Linked DNA regions of Homo sapiens: regions 2, 3 and 4 are each linked to region 1. Evidence: chromatin contacts called from ENCODE Hi-C or POLR2A ChIA-PET data. All regions are on one chromosome and are shown on one strand. The core of a region is the stretch at or near the end of the contact, and the rest is flanking DNA. Distances in the headings are between cores, read along the strand shown.

Evidence for each region. A loop is a pair of places that touch in the nucleus more often than their neighbours do. ChIA-PET counts read pairs that join two places held with the same protein, here RNA polymerase II (POLR2A). Pooled maps may share reads with other maps.
Region 2: a loop to region 1 is called in a map of naive thymus-derived CD4-positive, alpha-beta T cell, with 13 times the contacts of the local background. The contact joins the promoter of CNNM2 here to the promoter of KAZALD1 in region 1. A Hi-C loop is called at or near these places in 1 of 168 maps with a recorded cell type or tissue (naive thymus-derived CD4-positive, alpha-beta T cell) and 7 of 50 pooled maps. POLR2A ChIA-PET finds 5 or more read pairs at or near these places in 1 of 52 experiments (activated CD8-positive, alpha-beta memory T cell).
Region 3: a pooled map shows a loop between it and region 1 (9-fold over the local background). The contact joins the promoter of ARL3 here to the promoter of KAZALD1 in region 1. A Hi-C loop is called at or near these places in 5 of 50 pooled maps.
Region 4: a pooled map shows a loop between it and region 1 (11-fold over the local background). The contact joins the promoter of PPRC1 here to the promoter of KAZALD1 in region 1. A Hi-C loop is called at or near these places in 5 of 37 single-sample maps with no recorded cell type and 8 of 50 pooled maps.

Annotation. Positions count from the first base shown.
Region 1 is chr10:101,059,629-101,063,732 of GRCh38, reverse strand. KAZALD1 (Kazal type serine peptidase inhibitor domain 1) reads right to left here and starts at 1,744. Exons shown (of 5, transcript NM_030929.5): 1 at 1,618-1,744; 2 at 630-1,191. The coding sequence starts at 1,140. It overlaps LOC107984262 (a long non-coding RNA gene), which reads left to right and starts at 2,982. Exons shown (of 2, transcript XR_001747569.3): 1 at 2,982-3,623; 2 at 4,077-4,104. RefSeq lists silencers at 1,030-1,079, 2,260-2,679 and enhancers at 992-1,880, 2,807-3,101.
Region 2 is chr10:102,916,276-102,920,379 of GRCh38, reverse strand. CNNM2 (cyclin and CBS domain divalent metal cation transport mediator 2) reads right to left here and starts at 2,086. Exons shown (of 8, transcript NM_017649.5): 1 at 279-2,086. The coding sequence starts at 1,899. LOC107984265 (a long non-coding RNA gene) reads left to right here and starts at 2,045. Exons shown (of 3, transcript NR_160733.1): 1 at 2,045-2,212. RefSeq lists silencers at 1,411-1,500, 2,111-2,290 and enhancers at 1,760-2,446, 2,447-3,133.
Region 3 is chr10:102,712,343-102,716,446 of GRCh38, reverse strand. It overlaps ARL3 (ARF like GTPase 3), which reads left to right and starts at 2,050. Exons shown (of 6, transcript NM_004311.4): 1 at 2,050-2,174. The coding sequence starts at 2,172. It overlaps SFXN2 (sideroflexin 2), which reads right to left and starts at 1,811. Exons shown (of 12, transcript NM_178858.6): 1 at 1,766-1,811. RefSeq lists enhancers at 833-1,408, 1,409-1,985 and silencers at 1,771-1,920, 1,739-2,133, 2,201-2,250, 2,291-2,390.
Region 4 is chr10:102,131,161-102,135,264 of GRCh38, reverse strand. It overlaps PPRC1 (PPARG related coactivator 1), which reads right to left and starts at 2,225. Exons shown (of 14, transcript NM_015062.5): 1 at 2,044-2,225. The coding sequence starts at 2,196. RefSeq lists silencers at 1,553-1,672, 1,703-1,752, 1,963-2,142 and an enhancer at 2,123-2,402.

The sequences.
Region 1 (4,104 bases), core at 495-2,994:
AAATTGCTGGGACCCCCACGGGGTGTTTGTTTTCTGGCTGCCCCAGCCGAGCCAGACGCAGAGCCCGGGCTCAGGAAGTGAAAGTTACTAAAGCTACCAAGGAAAGCTAGAGGCCTGAATGGACCCCAGTCCCCAGGGATAGAGAAAGAACTTCCCGCTCCCCTTCACTAATCCCTAAAAGCAGGAGAAAGCAGAGAGGTGGGGAGACTGGGTGAACAAACTGCTCTAAGAATGAAACGTGATTGCATCTCACAGGAACCCGTCTTGCTGCCTGGACTCCACTGGTCTGGGAAAAGTCGGGGGGGTCTCTGAGCAAACCATAGGTTATGTGCCTGCGCCCTCAGAGGACCTGTCTCTCCCTGCCAGCCAGCTCTGGAGCTTTCACGTGGTTCAGCGAATGCAGCTTGCTGACGAAGCCCGGGACTCCCACTCCACTCCACCCCCCACCCCCACCTTAAGGTGGCAGCTTTTATGAACCAGTAGCGAGAGCAGGGTTTTATACTGGACTCGAGGCCTCTATAGCCTTATCTTTTTTGCTCTGCTGGCCAGAGACCAATGCTGTCAGGGGTCGGGGAGCAGTGCCTCTAGGAAACCTAAGTGCTGGGGTGGGGGCCCCGGGCCATGCGTACCCGATTCGCAGGGCCCCGGGTGTGCCACAGTGAGGTTGGCATCGGGCCGAGCGCGGGCCGCCTCCTGCAGGCGGCAGATCTGGGAGTAGGTGTGACCGTCGGACCCGCAGAGCGGACTCTGCGAACGACAGGCACACAGAGGTTCCGGCACCTCTCCGCGGCTCAGGTCGCCGCCTGTGTCCAGCCGGCACTCAAGCTGCTCGCCGCAGTGCCCGTAGAAGTGAGCACTGGGGTCCAGGTCGCAGAGCTGGCCCTCGAGGTTGGCGCATTCCCAGCAGCAGCCGCACGCGTCGCGCACCCTGCCCGCCAGGCAGCCCCGCGGCGCGGCGCACTCTTCTGGCCGGCAGGGAGCGCAGCCCTCGCCCTCCGCTAGCAGCCGCATCCAGCCGCGCCGCAGGTAATCTGGGCCTGGGGATGGCCTTGCGCCGGTCGGGGGCGGCGTCAGCACCACCAGCAGTAGCAGGAGCACAGGCAGCGCCAAGGCAGCTGCGGGCCGCGGCGGCGGCAGCATGGTTAGCGGGAAGCCCTGCGAGCACTCGGGGCATCAGCGCGTTCGGGCACCCTGCCAGGAAGGGAAGCCAGGTCAGGAGGTCAGAAACAGGGCCTGTGCCGAAAGACCAACCTCACTGCTTCTTGTACCAAAGCATGACACTAGCATCGCCCCCTCCCCTGCTACCAAGTAGCCTCCCCCAACACACAGGCCTAGTGACCCTCTAGGGATTATCCAGTTATGGCAGTTAGCAATCAGTTGGGCTGTTCTTGGGAGGGCTGGGAGTGAAGAGAGGTGAGGAAAGGGTGATAAGGCTCAGGCGCACGCACACCCACCACCAGCACCACTTCCGTGCACCACCCGACTCCGATCCCTGGCCCCTGAGCATCCTTGCCCAAAGAGAATGGGTGGCTCCAGAAGTAAGAAGCTGCTAATGGGGGGTGAGAACTGGGGGGGCTGATGCCGCCTCGCTTATGGCCTGGGGCACAGAGTGCTCACCTAGTGTCCGGAACTAGACCCTTCGCAGCAGCCGTGATTCGAGTCCGAAAGAAAAGGTTATGGAAAGAAAGCAGAGGCGCAGTCAGCCGGGCCCGCCGGCCACCTCTGCTCCGTCCTGAGGACTTCTGAGAGAGCCCACGAACTTGGATTCAGAAAGCAGCTCCTCCGGCCCCCTCTCTCCGCCCCTCGACTTCGCGCACCCGCCTTCCCACTAGTTCTAAGGCTGCCAATTTTATGTAGCCGCATGGGACCCTCCCGGGTCATTTCCCCCAGCCTGGCCCAAAGTCACAATGCGAGCAGAGGAGCCGTAACCAGACACCGAGGCTGGGAGAGAGGAAGGGGGTGAGGACCGGAGGCGGGGAGTGGGGGTAGGAGTTTGGCTGGGAAGCTCAAAGTGTTGGCTGAACGGCTAGGCCCTGTCCCATCTGATTTTACAGTCCCTGGCGTCGGCGAGGGCAGCTGCATAAGGGGGAGGCGGCAGGAGCTCTGGTGCCAAGTCATTTTACGTCGATGTCGGGGCGCTCCTGGAGGGCAGGACCAACCACCTTCGTCTCCCCGCAGCCCAGGGCTGGTTCCCGGGAGCGACCGCAGGCTTGCCCACCCAGCTGCCCCACCAAGGCGCGGACAGACTGGGCGCCTACATCCGCCTTCCCTCATCTGGCCTCCTTCTTCCTCCCCACATCCGGCAGGTGCTGCGACCCGCGGGTGAGCCGGGTGATTCGAGGTCGGAGCCGACCAGCGGCCGCAGGGAGAGGCGGGCTGGCGCCTCCCCGGCGGGCGTCCCTCGGGTCGGGATTACAGGTTACGGTTGCGAGGCTGGCAGGGCCGGAGACACTCGGCCTCGCGGCCGCCACCACCGCCACCGTGGCACTTTGGGCCGGGGGCGGGGAGGAGAGCATTCCTAGGGGCCCGCCAGCCAAACCCGGGTCGGGCAGGCCCCGCCCCGGCCGGCCCCAAGCGGCTCACAGAAGCCTTGGCGCAGTCCAGCTCGCGGGGGGATGGGCGAGGGTGGGGGGCAGAAATAGCAATCTGCAGCCGGCAAGGGGGCGGCACTTAGTCAGGCTCCGCCCACAAGACCCGGCTGCCGTCCCCGCCCGCCTGCGCGGGATCGACTCCGCATGCGCACTGGAGCCTCGGAATACAGCCAGGACTCTCCCGTCGGAATGCGCCCCTAAGTTGGGCCAAGCCCATTCATTCAGGGGCTCCCGAGCCACGTAGGCGCCATCCCTGGCCAGAGGGGTTCTGAGGAGGTGGGCAAGGGCAGACACTCTCTCCCGGTCTCAAATTCGAAATAGGGACTAGAAGGGAACTTCACGCGAGGCCTCGCAACTGTCGCGAGAATCAGAACAGGAAATCTAGGAACCGAGAACACTAAGAGCCCGCGGATTTTAAACAGGAAAAAGAAAGGGCGGAGCAAACTCTGGCGGATAGTTGTGAGTAATCCCTGGTCCTTGGAATAAGTGTCGACCTGAGACAGAAGGGGAACTGTCAGAGAGCTGCCGGAGACCCTGAAAAAGGCCAGAGACGGGGACTTGTGGGGCTGACGAATGGAATCACCCAAGGAGAGGTCTCTGACTCTAACAAAACACCTTGGGGACGGAGCTCCTTGGCTGGGATACAGAGCAGACAAGTCCGGGATCTTTTAGTGAATTGCTGCCGGCTTCTAAGGCCTGGAGCAGATATTCAACAACAAACTCCACGGACCTAGAAACTCTCCACTTATCCTACTATTGTAGACGGTGGCTTACTTTTAGTCTTCCCTATGCTCTAAGCTTCTGGTAGTAGGAATCGTGCCTAACTCACTACTGTATCTTGTGAACCTAGCCCCGCGCCTGGTGGCACGTCAAATTCTCGGTAAATATTTGTGGATTAAATGTGAAAGACTGCCTGAGTGTTTAACCTGGATTTTCTGAGTCGCTGATGGAGAACAGTAGGTAGACGGGGAACCAGCGCCCTCTGGTGGGCTTGTGGTTCGTGACGAGAACATGCTGGAACCGTGCATCCAGGTAGGCACAAAGATAATAAAAGGGGATCCGCTGTTATTAAGTAGAGATTTTGTTACATTAAAACCCTACATACCGTAAAAATGCTTTTAGAAGGGAGTTTTTTGAATAGGACACAACTTGAAAGTTTAGATACATTCCCCGATCCTCAACATCCCATACTTTATCCATCAAGGCTCCAAAATATTCAGTAACACCTATGCGCATCATACATAGTAAAGAGATAGCAAATGATTTTGCGTATATATACTTTGAAAATGTTTACTCGGTTTTGTGCAAAACAGGCCAAAGGGAAGGGATTTTCTAGCCTAGATGATGTGAATACTGCTAGGGAGAGGAGCCAGGTGGCAGCATCCTTTGCATTTAATGAGGGAGACTAGATCCAGATGGGCAGGGTGAAGTTGAAATTTGTTGAATAATAGATGGTCCCGCCTCTTTTTTCCCCTTTTCCTGCAGATGCTTGTATTGAAGAAGGAATGAGGTA
Region 2 (4,104 bases), core at 837-3,336, 1.9 Mb before region 1:
AAATAAATAAGTGTCATGCACAGAAATTACACAGCCTGCTTTTTGATAATGGGAAAAAGTAAGTGATGGCAGTCTTGTGCTTTAAAATAACCTAGTAGCACTTACTAGTTCAATCCATCCCCAAATCCACGCCACCCTTTCAACTTTGCAATTAAGAGGGAGAAGGAGAAATCCCGGTCAACTCGCCTTGGGGGGTTGGTCTGAGGGTAGAGGACTCAAGTAGGGAGGAGGATGGAGAGAGAAAGAGCAAGCCAATGAAAGAGACCAAAATTTCCCACCTTTCTTAAATTCTTCCAGCATAGCGTCCAACTTGGTGTCATTGAAAACAAAGTGCAAGGGGTGGTTATAAAATTTGGTGATGGTTTTCAGGGGGGTACAGTCATCGGGATCCACGAAGGCCAAGTCTTTGACAAACAGCAGGTCCACGATATTGGAGCGCTCCCCTTCAAACACTGGAATGCGGGTGTAGCCGCTCTCCATGATCTCAGACATGGTGTTGAAGTCCAGGATGGCTTCGCCGGTGATCATGAAGCAGTCCCGGAGTGGGGTCATCACGTCCTCCACCGTCTTGGTGCGGAGCTCCAGCGCCCCTTGGATGATGTTCAGCTCCTCCTTAACGAGGTCGTTGTAGGGATCGGTGACCCGGAGCATCTCCAGCAGTTTTTCCCGGTTATAGACGGTGCCTATCTCCTGGCCCAGGACGCAGTCCAGCAGCTTGCTGACCGGGTAGGAAGCGGGGAAGGTCATCATCATGAAAAACTTGGTGAGGAAGATGGTGTTGGCCCCCACAGCCAGGCCATGCCGGGAGCAGATGGCCTGGGGCACGATCTCTCCGAAGATGACGATACCGATGGTGGAGACTACCACGGCCACGAGGCCCGAGCCGGCGATGTCGTCGAGCAGGATGGTGAGCGTGGTGTTGACCAGCACGTTGCCCAGCAGCAGTGAGCACAGCAGGTAGTTGCCCTGCCTGCGCACCGGCTCGATGCGCTTGGCGTAATTCTTCTCCTTCTCCGTGCCGCAGTTCTGCACGATGCGCAGCTCCATCGGGTCCAGGGCCATGAGCCCCAGGTTGAGGCCGCTGAACATGCCCGACAGGCACAGCAGCAGCGAAATGAAGATCACCTGCAGCCAGAAGGGCAGCAGGAACTTCTTCTCTTCGCCTACGATCATCTTGGTGTCCTCGCCGTCGTGGTAAATCCAGGTGGTCTCGGCCCACGGGGGCGGCGGGAGCCCGGCCACCCCCGAGCCACCCTTGCCCCCGACGGCGCCACCCGTGGACCCCGAGCCGCCGGCGCCCAGGGCGGGCGTGGAGAGCGACGTGCACAGGTAATAGGACTTGCTCTTCTCCATCTTGCGTAGCGGTTTGATCTCGATCTCGATGATGCCCGAGGTGCGGCGGTTGAGAATGATGTGGGGCAAGATGATGATGTCTGAGGTGCGGATGCCGCATCGCTGGGGGCCGCTGTCCGGCTCTGGCGGCGCGGGGCCCCCCAGCCCGCGCTCCCCCGGGCTGTGGCGCCGCCGCTCGTGCTCGGTGAAGGCGATGCGGGACCACGTCTCGTTATTGATGTTCTGCCCGTACACCCGCAGCTTGACCCGGGTCCGTTCGCTCACCCGCAGCGCCCCCCCTTCCATGAACGACACGTCGTTCGTGTCCTCCAGTCGCAGCCCGATGATCACCGTCTCCTCATTCTCGCCCACCGCTGCGCAGCCGCCCGCACCGCAGCAGCAGCTCAGCAGGAGCAGCGGCAGCAGCCGCCCCGCAGCCGCCTGCAGGATCCCCCGGCCGCGAGCGCTGAGGCTGCGGCGCGCCGCCATCTTCCAAGTGGGCAGTGCGGCGGCTGCCTGCCCGCCCGCCATCTTTACTTTGGGTTCACAAGCGCCACAGCCAATCATAGGGTGGCTGCTCCAGCTGCGGCTTCATCCTTTCAACCCGGCGGCGCGAGCGCAGGTACCGGCCCCTGGGCGAGACTGCAACGGAGCGTCCGCGGCCAGTGCTCAGCAGTTCGCCTCCCTGACTGACACTGACTCCACCTCAGCCAGCTGAGGAACCCCGAGGCTCGCGGGAGGGAAAGAGGGAGGGAGAGGAGCGCCGGCTGCTCCCGCGAGAGGCAGGCCGACCAGCCAATCACAAGCGGGTGCCCGCCCTCCCAGCCAGGGGGCTGGAATGGGGGCGTGACCGTGTGCCGCTCCGCGGACCAATGGCAAGGTAAGTGGGTGGGGCGACGAGAGCCACCGTCCCCGTCTGCACGCCAAGTTTCCAACTGAAAGGCGCGTGACTCTTGTGTATGTGCGAGGGGAGGGGGCGTGGCCATCTGGGACTCGAGAGCCAGTCAAAGATGAGAGCTGAAGAAAAAGGGGCGTGGCATCCGTCCTGCTGCCAATGGGAAGGAGCCGTCCCTGGGGCCCGCGCTCCCCAGGGGCCCCTGTAGTAGATCCCGGAGCCTGGACCGGCCAGGTTTGGACTAAAGCCCTGCGGCGCAAGGCGGCAGGTTCCCGGTGCACCGGTTACTGGCTCTCCAGTTCTCAATTCGTAGGCACAAAGCCGCGCGCCCTCCTGCCCCGGAAGCCCGAGAAGCCAACTAGAGGCGGCTTGGGATGCACACAGCCTAAAAAGCCGGGGCACCGGCCGCTGTCCCCAACTCCACCTGCGCGGCGCTCCGCCGGGGTAAGCGGCGTCGGTGGCCCCGGCACAGCTGCGGACCAGCAGTCCTCGCGCCTCGAGACTCCTAGGGTACGGGCTCTCTGCGGCTCGCGATCACGTGGCGCCACCTGCGGGCAGCATGAGCGCCCTGCAACGCTTTCCAGGTCGGCGGCGTACCCCAAAAGGTGTGCAGAAGTTACGGATGGAGCGGTCAGGGGGACAGTTCCCCAAATTTCCTAGTCATAGAACCCCTACATATTATTGCTAGGAGTATATACTTCCTAGACCTTTTCCCATATTTACAGAGTGGGAAGGGCCCCGAATCTGTATTCCCAGCAGGAATTCAGGCAAGTTAAGGAAATGGGAGGGGGCAAGCATCCTAAACAGACCCACAGAGGCTCATTCTTAATCACACTGACCAAACTCTGCTAGGGTCTTAGGTCACTCAAGAGCAAAAAGTTCTGGAAACCTAGCTCCCCAGTACTCCCAACGTCACCTGGAGGTGACGAGGTAGCAGAGTAGCTGCCAAATTGGTCTTTTCCTTGAAACTTAAAACATTCAGGCCGGGCGTTGGTGGCTCACGCTTGTAATCCCAGTACTTTGGGAGGCCGAGGCGGGCGGAGCATGAGGTCAGGAGATCGTAGACCACGGTGAAACCCCGTCTCTACTAAAAATACAAAAAATTAACCGGGCATGGTGGCGGGCGCCTGTAGTCCCAGCTACTCGGAGAGGCTGAGGCAGGAGAATGGCGTGAACCCGGGAGGCGGAGCTTGCAGTGAGCCGAGATCGCGCCACTGCACTCCAGCCTGGGTGACACAGGGAGACTCCGTATCAAAAAAAAAAAAAGAAAAAAAAGAAACTTAAAACATTCAAAATGTTTAATGTTTCTCTACCTCTTTTGTATTCTACAAGCACATCCCGCGCCCCCCTACCACCGCTTTTGTAAATGCATCAAACGTCTCTGATTAATTTCTGGTATGAGTAATTTCTGGAATGATTGCAGTGGCCTCCTAACTGATCTTTCCTCTTCGATACCTGTTCCTTTCCCTTCTCAACCCAGCAGCAAGTGATCTTGTCCATGAGATTCTGTTGCTCCCTTGGCTGAAACGCCTCCATTGGCTTCCCATCTCATCCTAGAGAAAGCCAAAGGACCTACAACATCCTACTAGGCTCGAAGGTCTGCTACCTCCCGTTACTTCTCGGACCTCATTACCTGCTGCTCTCCTAGTGGAAGGAGACTGATAATAAGCCAAATTAATTTCTCTCCAAACTGTTTCTCCATCACTCCAGGGATTTTCCCTTGCGAGCCTTTGCACTTACTGTTTGTTTCCTGGGCTTGGGACTTTCTTCCCCCAGATGTCAGCATAGCCTTGTTGTTCACCTCCTTTAGTGCTTTGCTCAAAAGCCATCTGATTTTAAACTTGCGGAAAACACTCCCTCTATGCCGCGTCTACTTT
Region 3 (4,104 bases), core at 801-3,300, 1.7 Mb before region 1:
TCAGAAAACAAGCTTCCAAATTCCTTCTGAGGTATCCTCTTACAAGCAGAAGTGCACAAGATTACTGTTTGTAGCCCCAGGTAGGGAGAAAAACGAAACATCATCGCTGGTACTCACATCAGAGGAAGATCAAGGTAGCCAAAGACCCCAGAAGGTCAGACACAAAGACCACTGAGACAGGCAAGGATTAAGGTCAAGGCTGCCTAGAGCAAGCTGGAAAATGAGGGTAATAATTACAAGAGCAGGCCCAGGTATAGGCTTATGGGTACTCGTCTGACTCCAAGGCAAGTGGGCTGTTAGGCACCAGACAACTTAGAAAGAGCAACCTCCCTTGCCTTTTTCACAAAAGGGCCAACAGTCTGGAGATGAGTAGATTATAGGGGTTTGTGCTCCTGTATCACCTCCATTCATCACCTCCTTAGTCAAGGCTCTGAACTGCTTTTTCTCTCCAAGGATCTGAAGCAGGTATGCAAGCAGCAGATGTTGATTTTTGTTTTCATTTTTTTTTTTTTTTTTGAGGCAGGGTCTTGCTCTTTCACCCAGGCTGGAGTACAGTGATGTGATAATAGCTCCTGGGCTCAAGCAATCCTCCAGCCTCAACCTCCCGAGTAGCTAGGACTACAAGTGCGCCACGGAACCTGGCTAATTAAAAAAAATTTTTTTTTGTAGAGGCAGGGTCCTACTGTGTTGCCCGGGCTGGTCTCCAACTCCTGGGCTCAAGCCTTCCTCCCCTTCCACCTCTCAAAGTGCTGGGATTATAGGCATGAGCCACTGCGCCTGGCCGCAATTACCAATTTCTAGGGGTTGTGAAAATGAAATTTGGTATGAAATGTATTTCATTAGGAAGGATGTAATTTCCATACGGGCTGATTTTGTCCACTGCTGTGTCTCCAGCGTCTAGAACAGGGCCTAGCACGTTTGTGTAAACTCTTCTTATAGTCCTCTGCATCGGGAAAGGGATGGGAGGTAGCACTTCCCAACCCACCCCAGTGTCCCACTTGCTCTTCCTTGGCTAAAAATGCAGGCTCATTTTTGCCTCCTCCAGGACTACAGATGGTACGCGGTCCTGTCCAAAGCAGCTTAGCAAAACCGGCCAGAGGCTGGGCACAGTGGCTCACCACTTTGGAACACCTGTAGTCTCAGCACTTTGGGAGGCCTAGGCGGGCGGATGGCTTGACCCCAGGAGTTCGAGCCCAGCCTGGGCAACATGGCGAAACTCCGTCTCTACAAAAACAAAATACAAAAAATTATCCAGGCGTGGTGGCGCCCGCCTGCAATCCCAGCTACTCGAGAGTCTGAGGCGGGAGAATCGCTTAAGCCTGTGAGGCAAAGGCTGCAGTGAGCCGAGATCGCGCCACCGCACTCCGGCCCGGGCGACAGAGCGACACCCTGTGTCAAAACAAAAACCGGGCCGATCCCCAAAACGCCTTTCACCTGTGCTTTCAGCTCACCTCAGGGCTCAGGGCCAGCCCCCAGGCTGCTTCTTGCCCTCCGACAGACGGCCTCCCCCCATCGGTACTCCCCCATCCCGGACAGCTCGTAACGCCCCAGCCGCTCGGCCTGGCACTCCTAGGCAATGGGGGTCAGAGCAGAGGGGCCCATCTGCAGCCCCAGGGCGCACTTCGCGCCACGTGGCTTCTGCAGGTGGAAGTCCAGCCCGCGCTGCAGCCCCGCCTGGGCAGTCAGGACAGCAATCTCAGCACCCACCCGAGATGTGGGGATTGGAGGTAGACAGGGCGAGCGCCATTGTCCCAAGGCCCCTTACCTGGTCCCGGGACAAATGCCACCAGTTACAGCCCGCCTTGAAAACTGGCCCGGGTGAGAGGAGGACCTGGGCTGGGGAACTGCCCCCACGCCCGCCCCACGCCCCTCCTTTTCGACCAATCCCAGGCCGGGAGGCTCCCGCCAGCCACGTGGGCAGGCTTTCTCCACTCCCTGGTCCAGGCGAGCCGGCGGCGGCCTCTGCAGCTCCCGTAGCCCGCCCACTGCGTGGGCGGGCGCCTTAGCGCACTTGCGCACTCTGGGGAAAGCGGAGCTGCACCCCGCCCCGTATTGCTGCTCAGCTCCTCAGCTGTGCGTGCGAGGGACGTCGGGGGCGGCGCCGCAGCAGTTGCCCCTGGTAACGGGGGAGGCAGCAGGAGGAGGAGGAGGAGGAGGGACTCGGCGGGAGGATGGTGAGTGTGGGGGCCTGGGCCCCCTTGGAGCCGGCCGGTTATCCCCCTCCCGTCCCCAGGCCCAGGGCGGAGCACTGCGCTTAAAGCCAAGGAGGGAATGGGACGTCGCTCAGCCTGCTATCTGGGTTGTGGACTGATTTCGGGGGTCGGCGGGGAGACCCGAGGGTGGGCCCTGGAGGGAGGCCTGGGCCTGGAGAGGAAGGCGGGGCTTGCAGCGGGTCCGAGGCTTGGGGAAGGGGCTGGCAGAGTGCGCGGCTGGCCGGGTGCGGAGCCCGGGCTCCATCATTACTCTGGGGACAGGGGTGAGGGCGGATCCCAGGAACTGCGGAGAGCAGCTTTCGCTAGCAGGCTTAGACTTCCCGGGCAATCGGTCTCGCGGCTTTGCAGTAAAGTGGGGTTCGTCTGGAGCCCGGCCAGAAGCGGAGAGAAGGCCGGCCCCATTGGCTCTGAGGTCGCCCTGGCGGTAGCAGGGGAGATGGTAGCCTAGCTCTCCTCCTTCTCGCGCTGTGCGGGCCCCTGGGGGGTAGGGAAGTAAGTCCCACGACACAAAGGGGTGCCGCTTGGAAGGGATGCCTGGTGGATTTTACGCCGTCTTGGTGTCTGCGTGGCGGGTGCGCTTCCTCAGTCCCGAATTATTTAGTTATTTGCTGAGAGTTTTGCAGGATCTGATTGTTGGTGATGACCGATTTTTCATTCAATACATAATCCATGTTGATGAAGACATATTAGCTGCTCCGTCTCTAGAATTTCCTTCGAAACCTTTTGCAGTCTCCTCTTGCGTGTGACCATACCAGGACCAAAAGATCTTAATCCTAGCTTGAGTTCTCCAAACTGAAAAGAACGAGAAGTTAAAAATGGAGATCGAACTTCAATCCGGGGCAAGGCTTTTCTCTGTCAGTCCCAATTAAAGCTTTCCCAAATTCTAAATTATGGTTGTGACAGATCTGACCGTTGACACTCTGTTTCTTGTTAATGTCTGTACAGTTAGTTGGAGGGAGTTAAAATGGAATTGAGTAATTTTAGAGCTATCAAAGAAAAATTGATTTTGAACACTTAAAGCAGGTTAGTTGGCTGCAAAGAGCCTGTCATCAAACTTATAGTCACTGCTCCAACTCTCTTCCTAGTTCCTTTCTTGACTTTTAGAAATGTTGAGCCATTTCTGTTGATTTAAGAAGTAAAAAAAAAAACAAAAAAACTAGATGCCCAGGAAAAAAAAAAATAGATGTATGTTTGGTCAGATTATCCAGTGAGTAGATTTAGAAAGGAAAAAAAAAACTCAATTGATTTTACATTGTCAGATTGTTAAAGAAGTAGGGTTATTTGATCTGAAGTTGCCAATCACATTTCACACTTGCTACACTTGCAGTTTTTTTTTAACCTCAGGCTAAACAGATTTTTACAACTGTTTCTTTTTCTTAATCATTTATACGTGAGCTGTCCTTTTAAAGTTAAAGTTTTTCTCAACAAATGAGTACAAACATAAATATTTACCCAGAAAATAGCTAGAATTGGAATGAAAAGGGCATGCCGAACCAACAGAGATTGAGATTCATCATTATGGATGAGAAGTGCATGAGAGTTGGCTAACTTTTCCCAGTTTGTTGATCAATTAAGTGTACTGTGTAATCCATGATTGTTTAATTTATAATTACAGGCCACAGTAAATTAACCACTGCCCATGTTTCCAGGTGCAAATTGGCACAGTATACAACAAATTTACAGTGTATATACAACACTGTTGTATACAACTGTTGTGTTCAATGATGAAAACAGATTTTGTTTTTCTTTTTTCCTTTTTCCTAAGATGAACAATAAGAAATTAAGACAAATTATTCCGGATTCTTTATCTGGTTTCCCAAAAACATTTTTTTTCTATCTCCACAAGCGTGAGCTGTTCTTAAAACTTGAAGTGAAACACTGAATTTAGTCA
Region 4 (4,104 bases), core at 976-3,475, 1.1 Mb before region 1:
ATGCTCTCTTCCTCCTTGAGGGCTTCACTTTTCCCTGATTAAAGGTTTTCCACAGTTTTAACATCTCAGCTTTAAATGTCCCGTCTCAGACTCTGCAAAGTAGATCACTACTGCCAATTACATAATCCCAAATATCCTGCACTTTTGTCTCATTCATTATTATTTATCATCGGTCTATCCTGATTAAAACATAGATCCTGAGGGATAAAGACCATGTTTATGTGGTTTACCAGTTTGTCCCCTGTGCCTAAACATAATGGTATTTCAATAAATAACTGGCTGACTGACCAGCTCACATATACCCATCTTTGGTTTTCGGGGGAAGGGAATGACAATCTCTCCATGAGATCCTCTCCAATCCCAAATTACTACTTAACTATTATAGCTGGATCTTGGATCCTTCCTGACTCTCCCTGTGCTATTTGGGAATTCAGTGATGGGTGAGGTCAGGTGTGAGGGTGTGTCTCTGACTGGACACCTGATGGAGGTGAAGATGAATGGTTCATAGAGAGCTGGGCATTGCCTTGAGATTCTGGCCTAGACCCTGGGGCTCTGGTAGGTAGGCAGCACCAGCCCCAAAAGATGTGACCTCTGAGAAAGTAGGGGAGAAGGGATCAGCGCTCCCAAATTCTTGCCCCAGAAACCATTCTCCCCTGGGCAAGGGCCTGGATTGGTCTGCCGGACCTGATATTACCAGGCAGCCTGCAGCCCAACTCCCACCTAGTAACACACAAAAAATGCTGTCAAGGACTCAGCTTAATTGTTTAAGAGAGGTAACAGTTCAAACTAATTCCTGCCCCTTCTACCCTGGGTGGAAACTTTTAAGAAGCCCTCCACTGTAGAGTAGAACAATAACACTTTTTGAAGGCCAAGAAAAAAATATCTAACAGAATCCTCCTCATCCAGTGTATGTTCAACTGTTGAACATGTTGAACAGTTCTCAAACCGCCTCCAACTTTTCCCATCCCCAGCAAAAAATCCGAAGAGCCTTAAGTACGGACCACCCCAGTTTCTGCGTGTCAGATTACAGGAGCATGCCTTCCCAAAAGAGATGCTGGAGGAAAAAGTGAGGAGAGGATTCCCTTTCCCTTTCTTAACCTTGTCCCAGGTGTATGTTGACACTCCCCATACCCCTTGAATCACTAATAAGGCAAGACTGCAAGGCAACCAAAACGCCAATGCCCGTGACTCACAACCCACCCCAAGCCGGTCAGACGGAAGCGCCACAAACTCACTCCTCCACAACCCTTCAGCCTCAGCCCTCTACCCTCCCCATCACACTCAGCCATCCGCAGGGAACAAACTCCCGCAACATCTGGAGAGTCCTTCACCATCCGCAGTGGAGAGACGTTGCGGACCCAAGCAGCAGGGAAAAAAAAAACCTCCAAGGCTCTGAACAAAGTTGACTCTAGCAGCCCTTACCTTCCTTCCCGGCCCGGGCCTCCAGCCCCGGCAGGAGATGGCGGGACCCGTGGAGACACACCCAGTTCGCGTCAGCCAGGCTCCAAGGCCGATACTAGATGCCCGACAGCCTGGGACGGGAGCCACGTGGACGTTCCTTCCCCGCCCCCACGTGGACCCGCTGCCTGCGCCCCCCTCCACCAGGAGCCCGACCCACGTGGATGCCCGGGCCGCCTAGAGGGGGAGGGGAGGCAGACAAGTTCTCCCGGGAAAATTGCTCCCCCAACCCCACGTGGCTCCGAAAAGGGAACTGCGGCGCCGGGCTCGGGGAGCCTCACTGGGCATCCTTACATGGAGGTCTCAGCCTTCGACCCCAAGTCCGAACCCCTGACCCCCAGCCGCGGGTTATGTTTCCGACACCCCGCTCTCCCCCTCCGGCGTCCCCCAGGAATGGCCGTAGAGACGCTGCCTCTGCCCGCCTACCCCCAGCAAACGGCCTAGGGCCCACTTGCTCCGGCCCGGCTCCCGCGGCCACCCGGCATCGACTCTCAGGCGCTTCCTCTCTTTCCTGTGGCGTCCACGTGTCACCGCCCGGCACACACCGCTTTGCTGCCTGTCGCGGGCCGCCAGCCAACCTCTCACCTGCTCGCCGCCGCTCACAGCGCCCAAAGTCCCATACGGCGCTTGGCTTCGACTTCCCCAACCACTGCCGCGGGCTCCCCCGCCAGGGTCCGGACCGGGGCCCCCACTCGGGGGCGGCGCGACTCCGTCTCTCCGTCCCCGGCGCGCCGCCATCTTGGCCCCTGAACACCCAGCGCTGCTCTGATCGCTGGCGCCGCCTCGCCCAGCCGATTGTGGGAAAGGAACTACAACTCCCGAATGACACTGCAAGACTACGAATCCCAGAGAGCCGTGCGGCGAGACCCACTTGCACCCTGGAAGAAGGCCCTGGCCTCGCGCGAAGGTTCCTGGGAGTAGTAGTCCCTTTAAGTGGGGACCGTTTGGCACTAGCTGCAGGCATCCTGTAGGGCTTAGTTTTGCGTTACACTGGGATACCGATTTAGGGAGCGCTCAGCAGTTAGGGGGAAAGTTAACATTTGCGTATTTTATTGTCGTTAACTTGTCCAACTGTTGGAACGTCCTCTTTGACGTTCTACCTGCTGTACGTTCCTTTCACCTTAGTCCAAGTGGGGCCAAGTGGGCCTGTATATGTTTTGAAACACCACCCCCTAGTGGGCACTTGCGCTCCAAGCGCTAATCCTCACCTAATCCCATATTGCGGCAGTACTGCAAACTTAATCGGAAAATGTCGCGTTCTCCGCCCTCTCTGCTACTACTCAGAAACTTACGTTGCCTTCTCTATCAAATTTGTTTCTTGCTGTTTCAGGTCTCCTTGCTGTTCCCTAAAGACAACAGGTGTTCTCCTGCCTATATGTCGACCTGGAATACTTGAACCTCAAAACATTTCATGCCTTATTTAATCTAGGAAAGGCTTTGGTTGTCCTAGCCAAGAGGGATCCCGCTCTGCGTTTCTACGGTCCATCACTGTCTCTACTCTTCATTCATTTGCCACTTAAAAGCTACTTCATATTTGCTATTTTTAAATAACTTTTTACAAAGCACAAAAATTATTTCAAAAAGTACAAGACTGTTTAGAGGAAAAAAAGTAGTAGGCCTGCAAATTATAGTTCTACTGCCCAGATTTAAACCCCTTGTTACTTTTAGTGTGTATTCATTGACGCTTTTTTCTATGAATGGAAAAATATATAGGGGCACAAATTGGTGATTTGCTTTTTTTATGTAACAATATGTTAATCCACTCACTAGCTAAATATTTACTGAGCCTTTAGCACCAGTTCTATTTTATGAATGTATTGTTATTTAAATTATATTGAAGTTGTTTCTGGCCGTGGCTCGGTGACTCACACTTGTAGTCCCAGCACTTTGGGAGGCTGAAGTGGGTGAATCACTTGAACTAAGGAGTTTGAGACCAGCCTGGACAACATGGCAAAACCCCACCTCTACCAAAAATTTAAAAATTAGCTGGACATGGTGGCACACATCTGTGGTCCCAGCTACTCGGGAGGCCGAGGCAGGAGGATTGCTTGAACCCAGGAGGTGGAGGTTGTAGTGAGCCAAGATCATGCCACAGCACTCCAACTTGGGTGACAGAGTGAGACTTCTTCTCAAAAATAAATAATATTTAAGTTGTTTACAGTTTCTCACTATTACATATTATTATGATGAACACCCTTGCATATGTCATGTACATGTACCTTTGCACTTTTGTGCAATCTTTCTGTGGAATAGTTTCCATGAAATTCAAGTGCCGAGTTAAACAATGCATGTATTTGAAATACAGTAGAAAATTGCCCTTTAGAAATATTGCATCACTATACATCCCCACACATGTTCATGAAAAGAGAGGACCTTTTCTGGACCTTTTCTTAGATGTTCTTTCTTTTTTTTTTTTTTGTTAGACAATAGGGTTTTACTCTGTCACCCAGGGCTGCAGTGTGGAGTGCGGTGAGCAAGAGTGCCGTGGCAGATCATAGCATAGCTCACTGTGATCTCTCAAGCTCAAAGGATCCATCTGCCTCAGCCTCCAGAGTAGCTGGGTACTACAGGTACACACTGCCATGCCCAGCTAATTTTTTTTTTTTTTTTTTTGAGATGGAGTGTCACTCTGTCACCAGGCTGGAG